Regions from separate parts of the Homo sapiens genome. Here all the other regions are linked to region 6. A link is a contact called in ENCODE Hi-C data. All regions are on one chromosome and are shown on one strand. The core of a region is the stretch at or near the end of the contact, and the rest is flanking DNA. Distances in the headings are between cores, read along the strand shown. Region 1 holds the start of IPPK (inositol-pentakisphosphate 2-kinase). Region 2 holds the start of FANCC (FA complementation group C). Region 3 holds the start of ABITRAM (actin binding transcription modulator). Region 4 holds the start of CTNNAL1 (catenin alpha like 1). Region 5 holds the start of TMEM245 (transmembrane protein 245). Region 6 holds the start of RNF20 (ring finger protein 20).

Evidence for each region. A loop is a pair of places that touch in the nucleus more often than their neighbours do. Pooled maps may share reads with other maps.
Region 1: a loop to region 6 is called in a pooled map, with 14 times the contacts of the local background. The contact joins the promoter of IPPK here to the promoter of RNF20 in region 6. A Hi-C loop is called at or near these places in 4 of 50 pooled maps.
Region 2: a loop to region 6 is called in a pooled map, with 9 times the contacts of the local background. The contact joins the promoter of FANCC here to the promoter of RNF20 in region 6. A Hi-C loop is called at or near these places in 2 of 50 pooled maps.
Region 3: a pooled map shows a loop between it and region 6 (19-fold over the local background). The contact joins the promoter of ABITRAM here to the promoter of RNF20 in region 6. A Hi-C loop is called at or near these places in 5 of 50 pooled maps.
Region 4: a pooled map shows a loop between it and region 6 (21-fold over the local background). The contact joins the promoter of CTNNAL1 here to the promoter of RNF20 in region 6. A Hi-C loop is called at or near these places in 5 of 50 pooled maps.
Region 5: a loop to region 6 is called in a pooled map, with 12 times the contacts of the local background. The contact joins the promoter of TMEM245 here to the promoter of RNF20 in region 6. A Hi-C loop is called at or near these places in 4 of 50 pooled maps.

The regions. Positions count from the first base shown.
Region 1 is chr9:92,668,185-92,672,141 of GRCh38, reverse strand. It overlaps IPPK (inositol-pentakisphosphate 2-kinase), which reads left to right and starts at 2,011. Exons shown (of 13, transcript NM_022755.6): 1 at 2,011-2,234. The coding sequence starts at 2,154. It overlaps LOC107987095 (a long non-coding RNA gene), which reads right to left and starts at 1,780. Exons shown (of 2, transcript XR_001746837.2): 1 at 1,469-1,780. RefSeq lists enhancers at 14-183, 441-735, 1,490-1,539, 1,550-1,999, 2,740-2,909 and a silencer at 2,040-2,219.
Region 2 is chr9:95,316,026-95,320,248 of GRCh38, reverse strand. FANCC (FA complementation group C) reads left to right here and starts at 2,540. Exons shown (of 15, transcript NM_000136.3): 1 at 2,540-2,723. RefSeq lists a silencer at 2,869-3,188.
Region 3 is chr9:108,931,671-108,935,879 of GRCh38, reverse strand. ABITRAM (actin binding transcription modulator) reads right to left here and starts at 1,480. Exons shown (of 6, transcript NM_017832.4): 1 at 1,315-1,480; 2 at 191-242. The coding sequence starts at 1,393. It overlaps ELP1 (elongator acetyltransferase complex subunit 1), which reads left to right and starts at 1,756. Exons shown (of 37, transcript NM_003640.5): 1 at 1,756-2,016. RefSeq lists a silencer at 1,254-1,533 and an enhancer at 2,284-2,513.
Region 4 is chr9:109,011,905-109,015,769 of GRCh38, reverse strand. It overlaps CTNNAL1 (catenin alpha like 1), which reads left to right and starts at 2,271. Exons shown (of 19, transcript NM_003798.4): 1 at 2,271-2,468. The coding sequence starts at 2,328. TMEM245 (transmembrane protein 245) reads left to right here. Exons shown (of 18, transcript NM_032012.4): 18 at 1-635. RefSeq lists a silencer at 2,029-2,918 and an enhancer at 2,580-3,083.
Region 5 is chr9:109,117,534-109,121,377 of GRCh38, reverse strand. It overlaps TMEM245 (transmembrane protein 245), which reads left to right and starts at 1,431. Exons shown (of 18, transcript NM_032012.4): 1 at 1,431-2,043. The coding sequence starts at 1,465. RefSeq lists silencers at 1,282-1,331, 1,472-1,641, 1,992-2,101 and an enhancer at 1,752-1,801.
Region 6 is chr9:101,531,763-101,535,995 of GRCh38, reverse strand. It overlaps RNF20 (ring finger protein 20), which reads right to left and starts at 2,143. Exons shown (of 20, transcript NM_019592.7): 1 at 2,082-2,143; 2 at 444-598. The coding sequence starts at 572. It also overlaps a transcript of PGAP4 not described here. RefSeq lists an enhancer at 2,272-2,401.

The DNA.
Region 1 (3,957 bases), core at 762-3,261, 8.9 Mb after region 6:
CACCGCCTCCTTTTTTCTCTTTCAGACGGAGTCTTGCTCTGTTGCCCAGGCTGGAATGCAGTGGCACGATCTGGGCTCACTGCAACCTCTACCTCCCGGGTTCAAGTAATTCTCCTGCCTCAGCCTCCCGAGTAGCTGGGATTGCAGGCGTGCACCACACACCCAGCTAATTTTTGTATTTTTAGTAGAGATGGGGTTTCACCATATTGGCCAGGCTGGTCTCAAACTCCTGACCTCATGATCCACCGCCTTGGCCTCCCAAAGTGCTGGGATTACAGGCGTGAGCCACCACACCCAGCCTCCCCCACTTTTTTTTTTTGAGACAGAATCTTGCTTTGTCACCCAGGCTAGAGTGCAGTGGCTTGATCACGGCTCACTGCAGCCTCAACCTCCCGGGCACAAGCGATCCTCCCGCCTCAGCCCCTCAGCCCTACAAGTAGCTGGGGCTACAGGCACAGATACCACACCCTGCTAATTTTTTGTAGAGACAGGGTTTCACCATGTTGCCAGGCTGGTTTGGAATTCCTAAGCTCAAGCGATCCGCCCACCTCGGCCTCCCAGAATGCTGGGATTACAGGCATGAGTCACCATGCCCTGCCCCAGCCTCCCTTTTGAGGCCTAAAATGGAGGAAAGAGATGCTCAAAGCCTTCAGCTCATTTTCCTGAGTCACTGGCCTGATTTCACTACAATTCCCAAGGCCTGGCAAGGTGCCCAGCCGTTCTCAAAGTTGGGTCTGCAGGTCCTCTCTTTGTGAACTACATAACTGCAGATGTTCTTCACAATGTGTATGTCAACCAATGCAATATATTGCAGCAGACCGAATGCCGAAGCACATGTGAGAACCTATTAGGTCAGATTTTAAAAAGATTTGCAAAAGTGTAAAACAATACCACTCCTTTATTTTGGTGGTGGGCGTGGAATGTAATGTTTACTTTTTTTTTTTTTTTTTTTTTTGAGATGGAGTCTCACTCTGTCGTCCACGCTGGAGTGCAATGGCGCGATCTTGGCTTACCGCAACCTCCGCCTCCTGGGTTCAAATGATTCTCTTGCCTCAGCCTCCGGAGTAGCTGGGATTACAGGCCTGCGCCACCATACCTGGCTCATTTTTGTATTTTTAGTAGAGACAGGGTTTCACCATGTTGGCCAGGCTGGTCTCAAACTCCTGACCTCAGGTGATACGCCCGCCTCAGCCTCCCAAAGTGCTGGGATTACAGGCGTGAGCTACCGCGCCCGGCTGTTTACTTTTAAACGAAACAACAAAAAACTTTAAAGCATTTTAACTTAGAATGTGGTAACATCGATAGCTGTAACCCACATTAGCAAAAGCTTGGGGCCCTCATTTTTATGAGTATAAAGTGGTCCTGAGACTACGAGTTTGGGAAATGCGGTAGCTCTACGAGGCGGTGCCATTCTTGCCGCCGCATCAGTGAATTTAGGAGAAGGAAGGTCGTTAGCCCTCTGCCTCACCGCCAAGCAGGAGCCTTGCGCTCCAACTGCGTCCCTCGAAGTCTTCAGGCAAAAGCGGGACTGGGGAGTCCAGTCCTGTGGCCCAGCCACATTTCCTCGCGTAGAACGTTGGACAATGTTTTCTACCTCACAGGACCATCCAAATGACTGCGTTAGGTATTCCCATGAAATGTACGATGAGTACACCCTATTCTACAGAAGCAAAAGCTGAGGCTCAGAGACGCCAAGAGGTTTGCTGGGGTCTCGCGACTAAGCGGTCCCAACACCCAGACACCCTGGCTACCCGGGGACTGCCGGTCACTACCGGGCGCCGAAAAGCCGCCGGCTCCTTCCGCCAGCTACACATCCGGCGCCGAGGCCGGAAGCTTCTCTTCCGGCTCCCAAGACCGCGTTCCGGAAATGAGTCGCTCTACCAGTACCTAAGATGGCCGCCGGCCCATCCACCGTCGCGATCGGTGTGAGGAAAGTGTCACGAACCCGGAATTGCCCGACTCCGTCATGGCAGGCGCCGGGGGCGTGGCTTCCGGCGGCCACAGCTTGCTAGTCGCCGCGGCGGGGTCGAGCGGGGGCGGCAGCTGACAGGCGCTCCTCCCCCGACCGCAGCGGCTGGTTCCCAGCGAGGCGGGCGGCCCCCAGCTCGCGTCCCCGAGTCCTAGCCCGCGAGGCGCCAGGGCTGCGCCTGGGCATGGAAGAGGGGAAGATGGACGAGAATGAATGGGGGTACCACGGAGAGGGCAATAAGAGCCTGGTGGTGGCCCACGCGCAGGTGAGCGGTGGACGTGCGGCGCAGGTCCGGTACCTCACTCCGACGGCCGGTATCACCCCGCCCCCATTATCCGTTTCCTCAACAGGGTCGGTTCCACGTCCCCCCAGTACCTTCCTCCTCCCCGGCCGGTCTCCGGAATTCCCCCACCCTCCAGCATCCCCCCCTACCGCTTGGGTTCCTCATCACCCCAGTATCCCCTCTCTACTGGGTCAGTCTCCCATTGCCCCAGATCCTTCTCCTGGCCGGTCTGTCGTCCCCTCAGTATTCCCGTTCCCCGTCAGAGTCAGTTCCACATCCCCCTCCCCGCCCCGTCGGTGCCGCGCTCAGCCTCACGCGGTGCCGCCTCCCGCCTGGATGCCCGCCGGACTGCCAGGCCGCAGTGGGGTGGAGGCTTGGTTGGGACGGAGGGCCCGGCCAGCACTGGAGGAAGAAGCAGAGTGCCCACAGTGCTGTTACTCTCAGCACCAAAAGAGTTCAGCCTCGTGAGACTACGGAATTGCTGTGCTGTTAATAGTAAGGGGATGTTGTCCACAGGTCCTCTTCTCAACCTTTTAGAATTTGAAGGCTTTCACCTGAATTCAACGAGGGTGAAAGTTTTAGAAACTGCAGTAAGATCTCGCAAAGGTGAATCCCAAGAGTGAAGCGTGTGGGTTTCTGTGAGGGCCCAGATCTCTCTGACCTTTTGCTGTCTGGTACAACCACGCAGGAATGTGGCCGGCTGGAACGGGGGAGGGGGGTGAGGGAGGCGAGGATAGGTGTCATGTAGGGAGGAGTTAGAGCATGGGTGTTAAAGGCACAGGAATCTCAGTGTCTACATTTGTGAAGTGGAACTAGTAGTAGAATTCACTTTGTGGGATTGTTGCAAAGACCAGTTACGCAGGAACCCATCAAGTTATGCTTAGCAAGTGATAATTGTCATCCCTTGGACAGATAAATAAAGTGAAAATCAGAGAGGTTAAGGGCATTGCCCGAGTCGAACAGCTTGTCAGGGATGATGTAGGCAGTGGAGTCCTGCCTTGCTTCTGTTGTTCCTATGCTGGGTGCATTGGTCAGCTGTAGTGTAAGCTGCAAACACCCAGGTAGCCCCTAGGTTGTGCCTTTGGATTTTGTTGCTCATTAGCACAGGGAACTAAAGAACAGAGACTACAAGCTTTGCTCAAGATCTTTAGGTGAATTAATAATGGACCAGGCTAACCTAAAGCTGTCCTTCTCTTGTGTAGTCCACTATTGGCAAAGTGAGGGATGTTTCTGCGTGAGTCCTTTTGTTGTTGGGTTACTGTGCTGATCCCCTGAATCCTTTCCCAAAACAAATACTAATCTTCCAATTCCTTGGTAAGATTAGATGTATCTCTGCATTTTAGGTAAACCTAAGACTTTTCTTTAGTGAGGGCTGATACATTAAATTTCAAAAGTAGTGGCAGATGAAGCAGCAAGTTTCAGGCTTGGAGCAAAAGGACACCCATGTTGAAAGAGCAGAGGCTTTGACGCAGTTGCCTCTGGCACTTGGATCTCTCTGCACGTTCCAGACAAGTATGTGTCCACCCCCTTCCCTGAGTAGGCATCTCCAGGGCAGCCTGGCCCTACCCTGTTGCACAGCTCTGATTGTAATGATTGTTTATTTTTATTTATTTATTTATTTAGAAACGGGGTCTCACTCTGTTGCCCAGGCTGGAGTGCAGTGGCGCGATCTCGGCTCACTGCAACCTCCGCCTCCCAGGTTCAA
Region 2 (4,223 bases), core at 1,291-3,790, 6.2 Mb after region 6:
TCCCACACACAAACAAAAATTGGATCACCCATAATCAATTTTATGATTCAATTAAAAAGAGGGTTTGTATTGAAATATCTGTTTCTCTGGAAACTTTCTGGGCATTTTACAAAGTGAACATCTCACTATTGCTTAAAATATTATTAAGATAGTTCCATGTATATGAATGCCAGGCAAAATGAATCCCTATAAATATAAGTTTGGATCTTTATGCTATATATGCTTCCTATTTAGGTCTAATTTAGGCCTAAACATGGTGTCATTTCATATACTGCAAAGTTGGATGAGCCTAGCAATTCTTTATTAACCACTGAACTAAAAAGACAGAAAACTGGGATATGGCAAGACATCAATCATTAACAAACACTAAAAATGATTTTTCAGCGAATATGTAAAAGGATGTGGGTACCAAAATAGATAATTTCTCTCAAGAAATACATACTTTAATTGCTTTCTTTGCTGATAAATGCAGAACTTAAACGTCAACTCACTCTCGATTTGTTACCACAGAGGTGACTTTCTCATGGTCAAGGTGCCACGATGAGTGCCCCTCAGGCATGTATTTCCCTACCCAGGACTTGCTTTTGATTTATCCATGTCACACTATGCACACATCAAAAACACATCGACCTCTCTGCTGTAAAACAGAACGAAATCATGTCCTTTGCAGCAACATGGATGGAGCTGGAGGACATTATCCTAAGTGAACAAACTCAGAAACAGAAAATCAAATATTGCATGTTCTCATAAGCGGGAGCTAAACAATAGGTATACATGTACATAAGAATGGGAATAACAAGACACTGGGGACTCCAAAAAGGGAGAGGGTGGGAAGGGGGTGAGGGCTGAAAAATTAGCTATTGGGTACAATGTTCAATGTTTGGGGGACAGGTACACCAGAAGCCCAATCCCCACCATTACACAATATACCTATGTAACAAGCAAGCACATGTACCCCCGAATCTAAAATTAAAAAACAATCAAAAAGCACCGACTTCCTTAACTGGCATGGAATAGTTTCGAGAATGGATGTAAACACCGAATTCCTTAATGTAGTTGCAGATTCTGCCAGTTTTGTCTCAACCTCTGGATCGGTTCCTTTTTTTAACTACCTTTAATTCTTAAACAGATTGTTGCTATTGCTATGCTATATACTTATTGTATCACTTATAAATGTATAACCTCTGCAAATTAGTCTCTGAATTGAAAGTATTCATTGGTAAAACGGGTATTTCTTCACCATAGGAATAGTTGGACATGTTTAAATACTTGAGAGCTATTTTTATTACAAGCACACACAGCTTTGTGGTGTTTTTTGTTGAGACAGAGTCTCGCTCTGTTGCCCAGGCTGGAGTGCAGTAGTGCGATCTTGGCTTACTGCAACCTTCGCCTCCTGGGTTCAAGCAATTCTCCTGCCTCAGCCTCCTAAGTAGCCGGGAGTACACACTAATTTTTGTATTTTTAGTAGAGACGGGTTTTTGCCATGTTGGCCAGGCTGGTCTCAAACTCTTGACCTCAGGTGATCCACCCGCCTCAGCTTCCCAAAGTGCTGGGATTAGAGGTGTGAGCCACCGCGCCCGGCCTGTAGTGTGTTTTTGAACGTATATGTGAAGTTGTAGCTTTTTTTTTTTTTTTTTTGAGACGGAGTCTCCCTCTGTCGCCAGGCTGGAGTGCAGTGGCGCGATCTCGGCTCACTGCAACCTCTGACTCCCTGGTTCAAGCTATTCTGCCTCAGCCTCCAGAGTAGCTGAGATTACAGGCGCCCGCCACCGCGCCCGGTTAAACGTTTTGTATTTTTAGTAGAGACGGCGTTTCACCATGTTGGCCAGAATGGTCTCGATCTTCTGACCTCGTGATCCGCCCGCCTTGGCCTTCCAAAGTGCTGGGATTACAGGCCTGAGACACAGCGCCCGACCTAAGCTGTAGTTTTATGATTATGATTTATGGTTGTGAGGCATTGATTTAAGACATTTTAAAGCTTAAGTCGTCAGATCCTAGAAGAAAAAAAAATTCACCAAGACAAGCTAATGCCATTGTCATAAATGGGAGTTTGGAGAAAATTTTATTAATATTTGTTTGGGTGGTTTATGTACAGCGTTGAACTGATTTGAACCCCGACCAAACACTGTATGGAACTAATGTACGGTAGGGGAAATCATTAACTGAAGATGCCTTTTTTGTTGCTATTGTTTAGAACGCAGTTAGAAAATCTTATTTTAGAGGTTTTACCCCGTTGACAAAGCCTCAACTTTTCTTCAAAAGAACTAATTTCCATTTTACCTCCCCTACATTTTGAACAGAATATGGAAGAAGCCAGCGCCCCTTCTCCGCGGGCGCTGCTGCAACCCTGCTCCCGCCGGGGCTTCCGCGCGAAACCGGGAACACTGGAGCAGTACCGACTCCGCTCGCCTAGAACCCGCCCCAGCCGGGCCCACTTCCGCCAGAGCCCTGGCCGCGCCCGCCCCGCCCCACGGACCCGAGATTCGTCGGAATTTTCCCGCGACGCCGCGGGAGCGCGCGGGGCCGCTAGCCAGGCCCCAGAATGCACTGCTGACACGTGTGCGCGCGCGCGGCTCCACTGCCGGGCGACCGCGGGAAAATTCCAAAAAAACTCAAAAAGCCAATACGAGGCAAAGCCAAATTTTCAAGCCACAGATCCCGGGCGGTGGCTTCCTTTCCGCCACTGCCCAAACTGCTGAAGCAGCTCCCGCGAGGACCACCCGGTAAGCGGCAGGCCGCAGAACGCAGCGAGGGCGGAGGCTTCCCTCGGGGGTCTGGCCGACACGTCAGCGGCGAGAGCGGGAGGAGGAGGCGAGGGGCAAGAGGGAAGGCTCGCGAGAGCGGGTGGGCCAGGCGCGCCTTGCGGTGGGCGAGAGGGGTTCCCGCCGGCGCAGGGCTGTGGCTAAGGCTGAGGCGGGAGGCGGGAGGCGGGAGGCGGAAGGTGGCGGGCGGTGCCAGCCCGCGGGGCGGGGCCAGGGCGGGGAAAGCGGGGGCGGGAGCCGGCGCTGGGGTCGCGCGGAAGGGAGCCCCCGGAGAGGCGGGAGCCGGGTGTTGGCGTTTTGGTTCTTTTTGTTCATTGAGCGCAGGCAGCTATGTCTTCTTCAAAGGAGAGGAGCAAAGGTGAATTTCTCTGCCTCGGACTCGTGGGAGCCGTGAAAAGCTCGCCCCTTTGAGCCGGTCGCCCTCTACAGCTGGCCTCGTCCTCCCCGTCCCTCACACCCCTGCCCCCAAACCCCATTCGCCGGGGCGCCAGGAGGGGCGAGGTCCAATTAGAGGAGCCCGGGGCGCGGCTGTTACCCCTCCCGCCCTCCGCCTTTTATTCCCGGAGGGAGGCGGGTTCGCAGAGGCCAGTGTCTTCCCTCCATTCTTTTTGTGGACGCCAGGCCATATCTTCAAAGCCCGTGAGAGATTTTTCAGGTGCTGTTTGTTGGTTTGCTCTTTTTAATTTTTTAGGTGGGTGCGTTTACAACTACGAACCCTCTATGATCTTATGTGTCCAGCGCACCGAATGGGGGAAAAGACTTGGAGTTTTATAACATGGGAAATTGGGTACCAGAATCTTAAGGGAAGAGACCAAGGAGTTTTCTAGCAAAGTCCTGTATGTGCCTGGACTTTTGTTCTAATCTGAAACTTGGAAAACTCCCGGGCATCTGATTTTATTCTAACTTGTGCCCCATTTAATGCATCTAAACTGTGATGTGATTTGACTTAGCATTTATCAAATGAGCAGAGCACTTTTGGGCCACCCAACTTCAGCTCTTTGTGGCTGTCACTCACTGTCAGTGATATGCCCTCAGACAGATCGTTTTCTCCTTACTCCCCTGAAAGGTTGTTACAAACAGTAGAATTCATACCATGTGTTGAGATCATTCATTACCTAAGCTTAGATGGAAAACATGTTCATTGCGACTTTATACATTAAACTTGAATTGATGTTTCAATGTTATGTGCTGTACCAGAGTCACCTGGAAATAAGCACTCATATACATTATTCATATACAAGAAAGGCTGCATCGAAAAAGAATTTGTTTTCCTAGATATATCAGAGATCTTTTTCACCAACCCACTACTCCCAGTAATAGAGCCTGCTTCTTGAGAACTGGACTAATTATACTTTGTATATTATACATTCGAATTTATTTTTGCTTTATTCGGTCATATTTTCTCTTGATTTCTCCAAAAACGTTTACCAAGGCATCAGAAAAGAAAAGCAGGCTCTATAT
Region 3 (4,209 bases), core at 231-2,730, 7.4 Mb before region 6:
GTGGCCAGGCACTGGAATACTCATTCTTGCCAAACAAACTCCTATAATAATACCATTTCAACACAGTAGAAGATAATTAATGCATGTTTGTTTAGTGAACATTTGTTCAATCCAAGACCACAAGACCATACCAGGCTACAATACCAGGAAAAAAAAATTTTTGATAATTTAAAATTCCCAATTTGCTTACCGGTTAGAGTGCTGTAGTATACAGTGGTCCTCACAAAATTTTCCTTTGACATCTAGAAGAATACATGAGTCTGTTGGTGGCTGAAATCAATATTTACTACCACTATGTGGTACTTTCTTTGGGTCATATAGTTGATAATGAAGACTGGACACATACATGCTGCATGCTGATCACGGGTATCCCTTCATTACTCAAAAAGACATACCTAAAGGTTTCCTAGAAAGTATTTAAAGAGATCTGGCCCAGATAGAATAATTTATTCAACATTAAGGTAATTAACTCCTTGCTCCATCTTACTTTACACTCACTTCAAAATGAGTACACGTAGTATTTTTGCTAGGAAAATGCAATTAGCATCCCGTTCTTTATGATATATATTTTTTGTTGGTGGTTTCCAGGACTGTCCTGATGTTGGTGCAAGTCCGACATTCTGGGAAACCCCTCAGTCATGGGTGAACTAGGACAGGTTGGTCACCCTATGTTTGGCCAACAGAAAATATGCTACAATATATATTTTTTAAACTGAGTATAACCATTATCACTGAATGAAAGGAAGAAAGGAGAGTCCCCAACGATGCTCCCACCACTGGTTCTGCTTACACAAAACAGTACAAAAAGAATACCTACTTCTAAGTGGCAGATGGCGTCTCTTAAGGTAAATGTATAGATTCTTCTTCTTTCTAAATGTCTCTAATCTAACCCACCCTCTTCTCGCCATCCCTACTGCCTCTACCTTAGTTTCGATCTGATCATTTAAATAATTTTATGTATCGCTACTCCCTGTGAGAGTGAGCCCCTCAATCCCTCCAGGCACTTAAGGACTGTTGCAACCTAGCCCTCCGCCTACCTTTGGGGCCTCCGTTTAGAGTACTCATCTTACTGCGAGCAACACCCTAGAGCTCGCACTGCAATCGCCGGCCCCAGAATGCGCCCTGAAGTATTTCAGGCCACCAGGTCTTTGCAAATGCCATTCCCTGGGGCTAGACGGAACACAGAAGTCCAGTGCCTTCTGACGTGGGGACGGAGAGCCAGGGAGAGCGCGCGTGGCTTATGATCTGTCAACATAGTCTACACAGCATTAGGCCAGTGCGGCCAAGGAGGGATCAACATCACTCCGCACTTACCCGGTTTGTACCAGCGAGTGAAGTATCGATCCACGAGCGAAGGCACCACCGGCTCCGCGGCTTCGGGCTCGGTAGCCATGGCGACCTCCGGCGCCGCCACCCCCGCCCTCCGGGACCCCAGCGCTTCCTCCGCGCAGCCCGGACTGGGCGTGCTCTTCCGGCGCACAGCGCGTGTCGTGCGCACGCGCGCTGCTCTCAGGTCCGCAGGTTCCACCCCCCCCCCCGCCCCCCCCAATTACAGTGCTTTGGGGTTCGACATCAAAACAGAGATCAAATACAAAAGTTTGGGCAGATGGGCAAGAGGGCAGAGGGACAGGGGACGCGGCCAATGTAGCTCCTCTACCTCTACGGTGCCAGGCCTACAAAGAAGGCCGGCCGCCGTAAGTGACCAGAAGCGGGCCCGGCCTCGCCCCCTCCGCCTGGTGACGTCACTCCCGCGCCGCACTCCCAGTGCTGCGGCTGCCTAGTTGACGCACCCATTGAGTCGCTGGCTTCTTTGCAGCGCTTCAGCGTTTTCCCCTGGAGGGCGCCTCCATCCTTGGAGGCCTAGTGCCGTCGGAGAGAGAGCGGGAGCCGCGGACAGAGACGCGTGCGCAATTCGGAGCCGACTCTGGGTGCGGACTGTGGGAGCTGACTCTGGGTAGCCGGCTGCGCGTGGCTGGGGAGGCGAGGCCGGACGCACCTCTGTTTGGGGGTCCTCAGGTAAGCGATCCATCCAGGGTAGGGGCACGGGAGTGGACCTCTCCGCCGGCGGTGTCCGGGTGAAGGAGACCCGGAGCCTCCTCTGCCTGCTGCGGGCCGGGGACTGGAGTGCGGGCTGCACCACCTCTTTCCTAGAGCCTTAAATTCTTTTTGCAGCCTTGCCACCTGCTCCATCGGGGGCGCTGGGAGGCGCGACAGCCCAGGGATGCCTGCTGCCCCTCCAGCCGGACTTAACCCAGCCTCTTGATTGCTTGCAGGGGGTTGATAATAACGCTGAAAGCGAGAGTATTAATTCACGATGGAAGGCGGCGGTTAATAGAGGCTCGGGTGCTGTGGTGCGGGTCCTTTCTCGCGTGTGAGACTTTTTCGTGGAGGTGGTGTCCTCTGTGCTTCTCCATCTAACGTGGTGTTTTACGTGGCTTTCTCTCCCGTTAACGATGATCTCCGTGGAGACAGTGGCTGAGTAATCTTCAGATCCCAGTACTTAGCAAGTGCTCAGTCGGTGTTGGATGTAGGCCACAAACCGGATCGTAAAGAATTCAACTGTATATTGACAGCCACGGAACTAATCAATGAATAGATCCGTATGAAGAGTAAGCAAAAAGGCAGCAAAGACAGTTTTTCAGCTTGGGGACATAGAGTAGAAATGGTCTGTCCCCAAATAGTGGGAACTGTCATTTGGGGGAAGAATAGCAAGTTCTTTGCTTTCCAGGTCGCATTTGATGTGCATGTGAGACATGCTTGTGATTCTATCAGGAGGTTGAAAATGTGGGTTTAGTGGTAAGTTTGGGCTAATTCAGTCAGGGCTAGGCATTTAGGCCTAATCAGCGTATTGGTGATCTACCTGGTATATGTAATCATGCATGTGATGTCTAGCCAAGAGGTGGATAGTCGAAGGAGCAAGGGAAGAAAATGAAGCAGTTATCAGGAAATTAAGAGAGAATCCACGATTGACCTTTGGTGTGGAGGGATCTTTAGCACATTTAAGAACTGCGAAGAGTTTGAATCAGTGGAGGCAGGAAGGTTGGAGGTTGCAGATGTCCAAGAAAGAGTACTAATAGGCCTAGGTCCTGTGGCAATATGGAGGATATTCCTTTCCTAGCCTGGAAAGAAGTGGAGGGAAGTCTTCCTCCGAGAAGATAAGGGAATAAGGCTGATGGGTGTGAAATTTCAGAGAAACTAGTTTTGAGGCGTTTTTATGATGTTTAAAGATGAAAAACGCAGCCAGGCACGGTGGCTCAGGCCTGTAATCCCAGCACTTTGGGAGGCAGAGGCGGGTGGATCACTTGAGGTTAGGAGTTCAAGAACAGCCTGGCCAACATGGTGAAACCCTGTCTCTACTAAAAATACAAAAATTAACTGGGCATGGTGCCGGGCGCCTGTAATCCCAGCTACTCCGGAGGCTGAGGCAGGAGAATCGCTTGAACCCGGGAGGCAGATGTTGCGGTGAGCCGAGATCGCGCCATTGCACCCCAGCCTGGGCAATAAGAGCGAAACTCCGTCTCAAAAAACAAAAAAACCTGCATGATATGTTAGAGGTTCAAGTAATTTCTAGCAGTTCTTGAATATAATTGTCACCAAAACTTACTAAAATCATTGTCTTCCTCACTTCCATCATATATAAACTTACCTTTCTCTTATCCCACATTATATATTATATAATTCCTATGACACTTGACATTATCTTCTGTGTACTATTAGGATTGATTCATCTTTATTCTTTCTATGTCATACATATGTGGGGTGCCAAGATGAGAGAAGTCTCCTTGGATTAAAGTGACAATAAGACCGGTGTGGTCCTTGTAATTGCTACCCCTAACATAAGTTAGGGACTTACAATCATAAGCCTTAAAGGGATCTGAATATAAATAACTAGCACAGTAACATTTTTTTCCCCTACTTAGGTAATGTTATGCATTTAAGCAAGCCTGATTTTGCCAGACCAAAGTAGATGTCTTGTTTAGCACTCTTTTCTCACGTTTTATATTGTCCTGGGAAAAGCCTGGCCAGAAGAACAAAGTTACTGGAAGTAGTTATGTCAGGTCATCAGGGTCCTTGAAATGTTGGTCATCATTTTGAAGTAAATTGTTGTCATGTCCCAGTATTTTCTCTTCCCCTTTAGAACAGTAAATGCTTTTCTATCTTTGATTTCAGTTTTTTTATGAATGTATAAAACCAGTTTATAAATGAATA
Region 4 (3,865 bases), core at 1,022-3,521, 7.5 Mb before region 6:
ACAGACAATATTATCCTTATTGTACAGATGGGGGGGCTCTGGAGGCTCTGAAAAGTTTTTGGTGATATTCCCCTAAGTTTATACCACAAAATGATGGAGCCAGAATTTAGTTGCAGAACTTCTGACTCCAAGTCCAGAGTTCTTTACTAGACATCTGGTTTCTTACTAGCTTTTTGCTAGCTTTTTATTTTACAGTGAAAAGTATGGAAGCAAATCCTGATAATTTTGGCTTATTATCAAATATCATTTATTTTTTATTGCAGAGACCCAGCAGATGTAACTCTCATTGTAGCCATCCCAAAGAAAACCCTTCTTTGCCCTTTGCAGTGCCACTTATTTAGGTAACTGAAGTGTATTTCCAGTACAATTTGATTTTGAACTAAGATTTGATATAGAGTTGTAATTGCTTACATAACTCTTTGAAAATGTATCATCCCTGGGTTCTCAGGTGAAGGAGGCAATTCAAAAGTAAAAAAGAATATTCGAATACAATAAATACCCTCTGTTCTCACACAAATGCTGTTTCTTAGCTAACTTGCTTTGACAACCTACTGATGTAACTTCTTTATTAATGTGAAATATTTATATTTTGAAATAAAATTACTAGTGTTGAATGAATCATGTGGTAAACTTAATCTCCTGTGTGTTGAAAAACTTGATCTTTTGTGAAGCCAAAGTTTCATGAATCCATCCGTCTCTTAGGCCTTCTGTTATGCCATTTCCTCCGGCACCATTGTGTACACTGAATTCTTAGGAGATACTGTCAACTTCGTAAGGGAAGGTGTGTCCAGGAAGTGGACACTGGGCGCCTTAAAGAGGTCAAGGGCCCTCAGTGCACAGGGGAAGGTGGCCTTGTGATAGGTAAGGAAGTGGTGAGATGGTTGGCTGAGAAGAATTGGAAGAAAAAGTTGGATTGAGGACCTGTCCTTTTTGAATGAAGAAAAAGAAGCTGAAGCTTGGCTATCTTCAATACCAAAGACAGCTGTGCAGCACTGGTAGATTGATGAAGCTGAAGCTACAGGTTGAAGCACTGTGAAGCGCCTTTCAACGGTGCTTGGGAAAGAGCTTTCTTATGCCTCAGGTTGATGTACCCAGCTCATCAATCTGGTGTTATGGAAGAAGAAATGATCCAGGCCAAGGTGTCCGGGTGGACTGGCCAGCCTCAGATTCTTTTTTACTCTGACAGGTTCTCACTGGCAGATATGGTAGTTGACAAAACATTTTTTCATGCTTCTCAGTCTGTTGCTTAAGTCTGGAATTCCTTCACGGCGTGCATACTGCTGACAACCTCCTTTTGGCCTTGCTCCTGGAGACCTTAGAATAGGAGTCTTCAGCTCCCCGCCCCCATCGTGGGGCTCTGTGCGAGCTCAGAGTTGTGCTTACAGAACTGATTCTTACCCTTCCCCTCAAGTGAGTTGTCAGAAATACACACTTGGTGTTTTCATGCAATGAACAGTTATGAAGAAACTGCTCTGTGCCTGGCACTAGGAAAAAACTTCGAAAAATAGTTTTAAGAAGTAGTGTTGAACAGTAGATGAGGCTTTTTCATGTTTCTTTTAAATTTCTTTTGAATAAGTCTAAACAGTAGTGTGAAAGATATACTGACTTCCTGCCGAATACCCAGATACTCCATTAATGATTGCATTATCAAATGTTTCCCCTTCAATCCAGCTCAAAGTGTTTGTGAGAAATACATGGTGAAAGAATGAGCAGGGTGGAGTGGAAATTGGACCTTCCGGAGAAGCCCCAGGAAGACATTACCACTGGAATTCCCGTCCCAGGGGAAAGGCCCCTCCCAACAGACTTGATTCTGGTTTTGGTCTACCAGTTTCAACCCCAGCACAGCTTCCAGAAGTCTTTGCGGGAATTCAGAGCTGATTTAGGACGAGTCACCTATCGAGAGGACGGGAAGCTTTGCTGGGGACGCTTGTCTGTCCAAGTAAGAGGAGGCCATGTGGCTGTGTGACAGATGTGTTTTGTTTCTCCTCGCCACCCTGGCGAGAAGGTGCCTGGAACCCATGGAAGGGGTCTGAGAAGAGATAAGGGCGGGGCCATGTGGGGGCGGGACCCGGCTTAGGGGGTGGGGTTGCAGGGAGCCCACACCAGGCTGGACTGCGCGGGCGGGGCAGAGGCCGGGGGTGGGCGGGGACATACGGTGACGGGCGTCGGGGACGCAGGGTTGGCGGCGGAGCCCTGGGGGGGCGGGCCCCTGGGGGCGGGGTCTCGGTTGGCGCGAGTGTCCTGTCGCCGCCGCCTCGGGCGGGTGGGCTGACTGGCGGCAGGCTCGCCGCGGCGCGGAGTCCCGGCTGCGGGATAGACCGAGGGCCATGGCCGCCTCTCCCGGACCCGCCGGCGTTGGCGGCGCCGGAGCAGTCTACGGCTCCGGCTCTTCGGGCTTCGCCCTCGACTCGGGACTGGAGATCAAAACTCGCTCGGTGGAGCAGACGCTACTCCCGCTGGTTTCTCAGGTAAAGTGGCGCCTGGCGCGGCCCCTCTTCTCCTTCCCGCCGCGGCCCGCGATGGCGGCCGCCGCTCGCACGACCGGACGGGAGGCAGCCGCTGCCCCACTTTCCGCGCCGGCACTGCGGCGTTCTTGTCGGACCGCCTGTGTGGGGCTCCGGGACGGGCCTCGGCCCGGGCGGCGAGAGACTGGATAATCCAAACTCCGGCGGCAGGGTTGAGTGGACTCGGCAGCAGGGGAGGCTGCGGGGCGGGGGTGCCGGCCTGGGCCTTTGCCCCCAGTACCTGCCTCGGGTCTGCGGCTCCCGGGTGCCCCCGGCCGGGCGATGCCCCCTCCGCGGGGCGAGTGGTTGAGCCCAGCTCCCGAGGCAGAGAGGACCCCCGCGGGGCCCCTCGCTGGTACTTAGGGCCCTCCACGATAACCGACTTTGTCACCAGTTCGCAGCCTGGTCCCGAGCCCGGCTCCTCCGCCTGGGGTATTCCTCCCGGCCTCCCCGCCCAGCGTGCGCTCCCTGATCCTTTGTCCCTCCCCGCCGTAGGTCAGTTCGCTGGCCTCCCATTCATCCCGGCCACCCTACCCCTTCCCCTGAACCTGCTGCTGCTCACTTCTGCCCGCTTCTGTCCGGCCTCGTGGAAGAGTGACGTGGAGACTGTATGACAGTTAATCCAGATGCACACCGTTTTGCCAAGTCCCGTTTGGGATGTGTGCGTTACTGTATTTGCCAATCAGCTAACCGACGCCCTGAGTTTTAGGAAAGTTTTTGTTTCTCTGAGCTGGGTTATATGCAGCTTCAGGGCTAGAATTCCTCACTTAGGTCTGTGGTAAGATGCCAAGCACTGTGGGGAGTGAATTCTGTGCCTTCGGGAGCGCGTTGGCGATGTGTGACTCACATCTAGGTTGTAACCACTTCGTGACTCATACTAGGATTACCAAGATTTTAGAGGTAGAAGAAATCTTAAAGATTATCTGACTAAAAATTCTTTCTTTAGCATCCTTGACACCTGGCCACCAGTACCCTGCTTAAACATGTTCAGTGAAGGGGAGCCTGTAGCTGTTGCATAGAATTCTAAATGCTATTATCTCTTCTCCTGCCCAGCCCTGCGCATATTTGAAAACAGCAGTTACACATGTCCCTGGATTCCTGTTATGCTGGTTAAATAAACATCCCTATTTTCTTCACCTTCGCATGGCTAACGGAGCAGTGATGAATATATCTGACACTCTCCTTCCCTTTTCCTGTGTCTCATTGAGGCTCTGACCAGTGGGAAGGGGCACTGGGATCCCTCAGTAATGTCAGACCCTCCGCTCCTCGCCTATCTCCACTAGCACAACACAACCAAAACGAGAAACACTGGAGCAGTTTTAAGAGGCAGAGAGATAAGAGAGTGATGGAGTTCAAGTTGA
Region 5 (3,844 bases), core at 182-2,681, 7.6 Mb before region 6:
GTACTTCTTCCCCTAAGCTAGCTTTGGAATACATCACTTTCTTTATACCAGACCTTGCTCTTGTTAATTGGAATCTGCAAGTGGTGAGCGACTAAACCTGCGTTTTGGTTATAAAACTCCAAAGGCCATCTGAAATACTGAGACCTAAAACTTACAATCGAGATGGATAGGGAATTACTTTTTCCTTTACTTCCTTTACTAAATCCCTTTGTCTCCAAATCTATCAAGCAATAGTTTCTTTATCTGCAAACTGTGGATTATGTTACCTGTCTTGTCTGCTTTAGAAGGGAAACAAAAATTATGTAGAAATTAATAGGAATACTATTGAAACAGGAAAGGGACAACTTGCAAGGTTTGAAGCAATCACATGTTGAGTACTCAGTCAAGGCTTTCTTTTTTTTTTTAAATCAAAATGTTGATTGGGATATTTTATGGGTAGCAGGCTTGGATCCCAGCACTTTTCCAATAGGGGAACAGAAGCACCTTGTACCGCCCCAGAGTTTCCCTTCCCCCACACAATAACCCTAAAGCAAAAGCTATTATTATTATCATCGCCATGTGACAGAGGAAAACTTGAGATTGGGGGCTTAACTGACATTACATCAAGTCTCAAAAAGAAACAGTGGCAGTTTGAGACTTTGATCTACGACTCTTTTAAGAGTTTAGATTGCGTCCACAGCGAAACCTGCACAAACAGTTGTCAACAGCGGCTGCAAATTACAGGCTTATGAGGAACGTTTGAAAAATGCCAAGAGTTCTTTCCTCAGGCCAAATACTATGGTAGATAAAAGTATAGCCTTTGGAGCCAGAATCCCTGAGTTTGAATCTTGCCTGTGCCACTTGGTAGCTGTGTGACTCTGGCTGCGTACTTAACGGCTCTGTCTCAGTTTTTCTGTTGGTAAAATGAGGATAATAACACCTTCTTTGTAGGGTTGTTCTAAGGATTAAATGAGTTAATAGGAGTGAGCCACTTAGAATAGGGCCTGTTATATGGTAATCTCTATTTAAAATCCTGTCAGATACACCAAAGAAAACACTTTAAAAATATCTGTTAAATAAATCAGTAAAACAGAATCGGGGCATTGGTTCTTTAAAAGTACTCCCCCACGGTATTCTAGTATGCAGCTTGGGTTTTAATATCTGAATGTGGCGCCTTTTGGGATCTCGCCTCGCGAGAAATTGACATTAACGAATGAGTGAAAGGAGCTTCCCCCCCCCCCCCCCTCCAGGAAGATATAGACCCTGCAAACTTGTTAGCAGGACCTTGCGGACACCAAGGAGGCGGAGGCGTTTTCCCCATTTCCCCTTCGGGAGTTGTAGTTTCCTGCAAGCGCTTGGTGGGTCTGTAAACCAGCGGGGAACTACAACTCCCACAATCTCGCGCGCCTCCCGCCCTGCCTCCCGCCCGCGTTTCTAGCCCGACTCCCATTACCGCCCCTCGGGGGCGGCTGTGGCGGAGGAACGATGGCCGACGGCGGCGGCCCTAAGGACGCGCCAAGCCTGCGGAGCTCTCCCGGGCCGGCGCCGCGGGTCCCGCGCGCGGTCGGGCCGAGTGGCGGTGGCGGGGAGACCCCGCGGACCGCGGCGCTGGCGCTGCGCTTCGACAAGCCCATTAAGCAGGCCTTCTACAACACCGGGGCCGTGCTGTTCGTGTGCCTGTGCTGCGGCGCCGCGGTGCTGGTCTACTTCATCCTGGAGGCCTTCCTGCGGCCGCTGCTCTGGGCCGTGCTATGCGGCACTTTTCTGCACCCCTTCAAGAGCTCGCTGACGCGCCTGGGCCGCCACTGGCTGCAGCGCCTGCACCGCGCGCACACGCCCATCGTCCTGGCCGCGCTGCTCCTGCCGCTCTGCTTCGTCGACTACGGCGTCGAGGCCCTGGGCGAGCAGGCGCTGCGCCGCCGCCGCCTGCTCCTGCTGCTCGGCGCCGGCGGCCCGCTCCTGTACGGCCTCTACTGCCTCGGCAGCTACTTGGGCGTGCAGGTGCTGCTGGTGCACGCTGCCACGCTCATCTGCCGCGGGCTGGACTACTTCAGCAGCCTGTGGGTGAGTGAGCGGCAGTCCGCCCCCGTCCCCCGCCCGTGGTCCCGGCGCTCTGGGGTGCAATCCTGCAGCTGTTCCTCCCGGTGCAGGGGCGACGAGGGGCCACACCTGTGCTGCAGTGACCGTCCGTCTCCGCTTTCCTTCTCACACCTCAGGAATTTGGCGGACATTCTTCCAAAAAGGGGGCGGGCGTGATTTGAAACAGCCTCCCTGCTTTTCGCCTTGTTTCAATCCTAATAGGCCCTCTTAGGGGGACAGTGCCCTGGATTGAGAATCGTTATTTCGCTTTGCAGAGAGAGGCCTCAGAGCATGGCAGTGGGGCTTGGTTTTACTTCTGGTTGGAGAGGGCGGGGGTGCTTCGGCCACCCTCAGTTCTGCGCATCTGAATGTCAGAGCTGGAAGGGACCTTAGAGATTCTAGGCCAACTTGCCATCCTGCAGATAGGAAAGGTGACCTCTTACCAGGCTAGGGCTACTTAGGGACAAAGAGGGGTTTGGGTGTCTTAGATTTCTTACAAGTCCTAAAACAAAGCTTGCTTCACTGGCTGGTGCTGCCTCTCAGTTCAGGTGATTCCTGTATAATTTGTGCAAGGCACTGGGTGCTGAGCTGCCTGTGCTTCTTCCTCTCCACGCTTTACTTTTAGGTAACTGCTTTTGTTGTGCAGGGACTGGTGTACCACAGCACACCTCCTCCCGCCTGGAGTAAAGCAGCTGACCGCGTGAAGGGGAGAGACGTAGATTTGTGATGCTTGGATTAACCTGAGCTTACTCTTACAAAACCAGGGAGCTTTAGAATTGGAAAGATTTCAAAGGTAATCTAGTGACACAATTCCTAACTCAGACTATATTGTGGACTAGTTAATTATCCACATATTTAACTGGAGACTGTTAAAAACAAGTGGAGATTTAGTGCGTAAGAATGCCAATTGATTCATAAACAGTACCATTTACAAATTGATTCACTTCTTTTGTCAGTGAAATAAAGTTCAGTGTACCTTGACGTCATTAAGTTGGAAAATATTAATTCCCCTTATCTGTCTAGCGGTGTTTTGGCTTGCCTGAGGTTATTGGCAGAGTGATGAATGACCCAAAACACCCTTCTTCTCTTGTTCCCTCAATACCACCTCTTGGTTCATGTTTAAAGTTGATCGAGCATATGTTAGGTGTTGGGCTTTGTGAGAGGTTTAAAAAAGGACTAAGATACAGGTCCCGTCTTCACGGTACATATAATCCTATATGAACATATTCTAATGGAGATGACAGACATACAGATAAATGTTCATGACTCATCCGTTGTGGGCCACAGGCCCAGAGAATGTGATTGGTCCAAAGTCACACAGCTCATGAGCAAATCTGTGGTTCACTTTTATGGAGGCCCAGTTCAGCGCTCTTTATCCTTTATCTTGCAGTTTCACAATTCAGTTAAGTGGATCGAATGCTTCTTAGCTAGAAGGCAGAACACTATGTTCTAAGAAAAATAAGCTTGGTTATTTTCCTGAAGAAATTCAGTTTTGTCAAAGACACATTTATAGATTCTGCTAACATTTTTGACTGTTGATACTGCTCAAGGAGCATATCCATCAAACTATAGGAAAGTAGAAAAGAAAGGCCTGCCACATGTAAATAGTATATTTTCATGCTAGAGTAAGAAGTTGAATACCTAAGTAATTTGGCATGATTATGAGGCATTTCTACCAGTCTCTCTCAGATACTCAGTGGAAAGAGTTGAGCACTTGTAAAGAAACATCCACAGCTCGGCGTATACCTTTGAGTATCTTTTTACTGAAGATAAACCCTCATCTTTG
Region 6 (4,233 bases), core at 894-3,393:
AGGAAGGATAACACAAGGTCAGCCAGCTAGGAAGTGGTACAGCTCAGAGTCAACTCCAGGCAATCTGGTCTCAGACTCTCACTCTTCACCATACTCTCAATGATTGCTAAACTGTCTCTTAGAATCTGGTACTGACTTTTTCAGTGAATGAAAAATAAATGTGTATCTTCCCACTGCTAAATACCTATAGTTAATGTTGTATCAGGCACCACCTTCCCAGATTCTCGAAAGAATATAAGTACACCTTGAAAACAAAGAACAACTATCAATCTACCTCTCCTCTAGAACTGACTACCACATCATTTTACCTACTTTCAGCCTGTTTTATTTCCCTCTTCTTTTCAAATAGCTTCCCCATACTCCAGAAAGCTTCCATGAATTTTTAGTTTCAAGTTGCAACTGACAGAAGACAAGCACACTTTCATGGCACTGTTTCCTCATACCGTTGAAGAGACACCTCCTAGCTTAATTGTTTCCACTGTGGTCCCTGAATCTTCAACAGCTGCCTTCTTCTCAGGAGGCATGGAGGTGCCAGGTTCTCCAGCTGCTCTTTTATTTCCAATTCCTGACATTTTGGCAGAAGAAGACAGTCGTTTTCCTGATAGAAAAAAAGGCAGAAACTGACATAATATATGTAAGCAAAGCAACAATAGAGTAAAACAATAGAGTAAAAACTAGCAACTTTTCTGGCCAACCCTTTAACCTGGATCCATTAATTCCACAACCATCTCCATATTTCTCTTTGAGGAAAAAAAAAAAAAATTAAATTGTAGAGTAAAAGTCAAGGCGGGCCGGGCGCGGTGGCTCATGTCTGTAATCCCAGCACTTTGGGAGGCCGAGGCGGGCGGATCAAGAGGTCAGAAGATCGAGACCATCCTGCCTAACACGGTGAAACCCCGTCTCTACTAAAAATACAAAAAATTAGCCAGGCGTGGTGGCGGGCGCCGGTAGTCCCAGCTACTCGGGAGGCTAAGGCAGGAGAATCACTTGAACCCGGGAGGCGGAGCTTGCAGTGAGCCGAGATCGCACCACAGCACTCCAGCCTGGGCAACAGAGCGGGACTCCGTCTCAAAAAAAAAAAAAAAAGAAAGTCAAGGCTAAATTTACATGACTATAAATTTCTAAATAGGATGGTGATAAGAATGGTGATAAGAAATGAGACAATGGGCAAAGGGTGAAGAGACCAAAAATAAAGTTCTGGAATCTCTCTTCCTGTAATGCCAAAATCAGAAAAGGGCAGTTTGATTATGCCAGAAGTTAATACTACAGTGTTGAAAGAATCACAGAGCTGAAAGAGATCTGTGAAATGCCTACTAAAGTCATTAGTACTAGACAAGTCAGTTATCATCTCTAAGCCTCAGTTTCCTAACCCAGGAATAAATAACCACAGTATATACTTCCTATGCTTATTATAAAATAAAATGGATGATATAATTATAGAAAGAATTTGGCACAAAGCCGAACACAAAGTAAGCACTCAGAAACCCCAGCTCTTCTTTAACGTTTGCAGTGTTTTCCCTATTTCCAAACGCTCTCTCCACTGTTTTATGCAACCCTACGTTAGTTAGACCTGGGTGCGAATTTCAGTTCTGCCTGTTAGAGGCCGTGTTGCTTTGAAACAGTGAATTCGCCAAGAGCTTCAGTTTCCTCAACTGCACAATATTAACGAATATATTTTTCGTCTGCCCTGCCTACCTCCCAGGGTGCTCAAAGGAGGCGGAATGGATGCTAAAGCACTTTGGCTACTTCAGGAAACAACGCAGCCATCACCGAGACTAACAAGACTACTCTGCTTCCAATTCAAGCTCCAGGAGAGGACTATCGCTGGCAACAACCTCAGTAGGACCTCGCCTGGAGAGAGAAGACACAGAAGCAGAACAAGGCTGCAATCCAACTCGCTAAAAGCCAAAGACCTCAGCCTCAGCGTGGATAATTGCAGGCCCAGGAGACTGACGGCCCCAAAACTGGAGAGGGTGGAGACTCCTGAGGCCTGGCACAGTCCTGTTGGGCCCTAAGCGTGATCTAACCTAAGTTCTTTGAACTGGCGCCGCGCGGGAACAGAACTCGCAGCAGTTACTCACCAAGGCCCGTGCAGAGATTCCAGCTCTCACCCCTGACCCGCGGCGGAGACAAGGCAGAACTTCCGGGAGGCGGGGCCACGGAGAGGAAAAAGGGAAAGAAAAAAGGAAGTGGCTTCAACCCAGCCCATAGGACTATGAGACCCCGCCGGGCGGAAGTGACGTACGGAGAGGGCACGAGAAGCTTGAGCAAGCGCCGCCTCCCTAGCAACGCTGGGCAAGCGCGGGACCCTCTCCTGGCTACGACCTCTAAGAGTACTCGGGCCTCGCTGATGCCTGACGGAGAGCCCTTGGCTTTTGTTGACTTGTTGACCTTTGCTACTGCGATCTGGTCTTTCTGCGGGGATAAAGTTCCTCATTCTGTTGCTTGTCATTGGGGTTGCCATCACTCGTTCAGACGGCCGATTGGCTGACGGTCCCGTCAATCTCCGGGGACATGACTAGCCTCAGACACCTCAGAAAATTGTTCGTTGGTACCCCTACGTGCTGAAATGAAGAGTTCTGGAGAGAATCTGAGGGATTTGAGGAATTTCAGATGTTGGGGATTTTTTCCCCCGCACAGGGAGCGGTATTCTGCCCTGTCTACACATTAGAATCACTTGGCCTGGACAAAAGCTTTTTTAAAAAAGCGTTCCCCTCATCTCCTCCCCCCAAACCCCGCATTTCCATCCACTAGATTCTAATGCGTAAGCAGGAGTGACAACTACTGCCCTTGTGCTTTTTTGGGAACAAGAAATTGTCCAGGGAAAAGATAAACGCCAATCAGTCTCTGATCTCAGTACTAGTCTATTTTAAGCTAATTAAGCATTGATTTTTTTTTTTAAGTTTATGACAAACTGCTATTTTCCATTCAGTTAAACTAAATGCGTTTTAATGATAGGACGGTAATTAATCTAACCTATTAATGAAAAGCTGTATGTCTCGCAGAACTATGATAAACTACCTAATGACGTCAGCTAAGGGTCTAGAAATGGAAGAATGATCGCTATATCTTTTTTAAAAAATAGAATTTAGGCATCTTGGGAAAAAAAGAAGCTAATCTACACTGGATTTCTGTTAGTGTGAAGACTTTTGTCCCTGTACCTGCTAGGGCTTACCTGTAAATGAAGTAAGATGGTCAACACCAGGGAAACAAGTGTTCCTGGTGCCTGGCAGTGGAACACCTTGACTATCTTGGAAAGAATTAACTGGCCCCAAGTGGACTTCACATTTCATTCCGTGAAGTGGGAGCCTGAGAACATGTGAGTGGGGACACACCTGCCGAAAAGCATTGTATGAGACAATGACACTCATTCTCTCATCTTCTTTGGTTCCTCTACTCTTAGCAAGCCTTTCATTCATAGAACTACTGAATGGCAAGTAATGGTTTTTCTAGCCCAGAAAACTAGAGGTTCACAGACTGCATTTAGCCAACAGTTATGCTTTGTTTATTTTAGACAGTATTGGCTGTCCTGCGTGGTTAAAAACAAGAACAAAAATGAACTTAGTTGCCAACATTTAAAATATGGCTATTTTACATAAAAATCCAAATTATCAGTTTCTCTAAAAAATGTTGATGATCTTGCAACAGAAGGGTTATATTTTTGCATGGTCACATTGCTTAGAGCAAAGTAGTGGCTTCTTCTTTTTTTTTTTTTTTCTTTTTTTCGAGACAGAGTCTTACTCTGTCACCCAGGCTGGAGTGCAGTGGCACAATCTCGGCTCACTGCAAACTCCACCTCACAGGTTCAAGCAATTCCCATGCCTCAGCCTCCCAAGTGGGTGGGATCACAGGCACACGCCACCACACCTGGCTAATTTTTGTATTTTTAGTAGAGATGGGGTTTCGCCATGTTGGCTAGGCCGGTCTCAAACTCCTGACCTCGGACGATCCATCCACCTCAGCCTCCCAAAGTGCTGAGATTACAGGCCTGAGCCACAGCTACTGGCAATGAGCCACCACGCTTGGCGTGGCTCTCTTTTATTAATAGATCATGTTATTCTTGTTTACCATAATCCCCACTAATCTTTACTGGTTCCTTAGCACTAGTATAGTTTAATTTGAGTATCATCACTTGTGTGTTACATTGTGATAAATCAATTGCTGGTACTACGTAAGTGTCTGGTGGACATTATTGGTGATCTACCCAACAGCTATTCCCCTTCCCTCACCTTA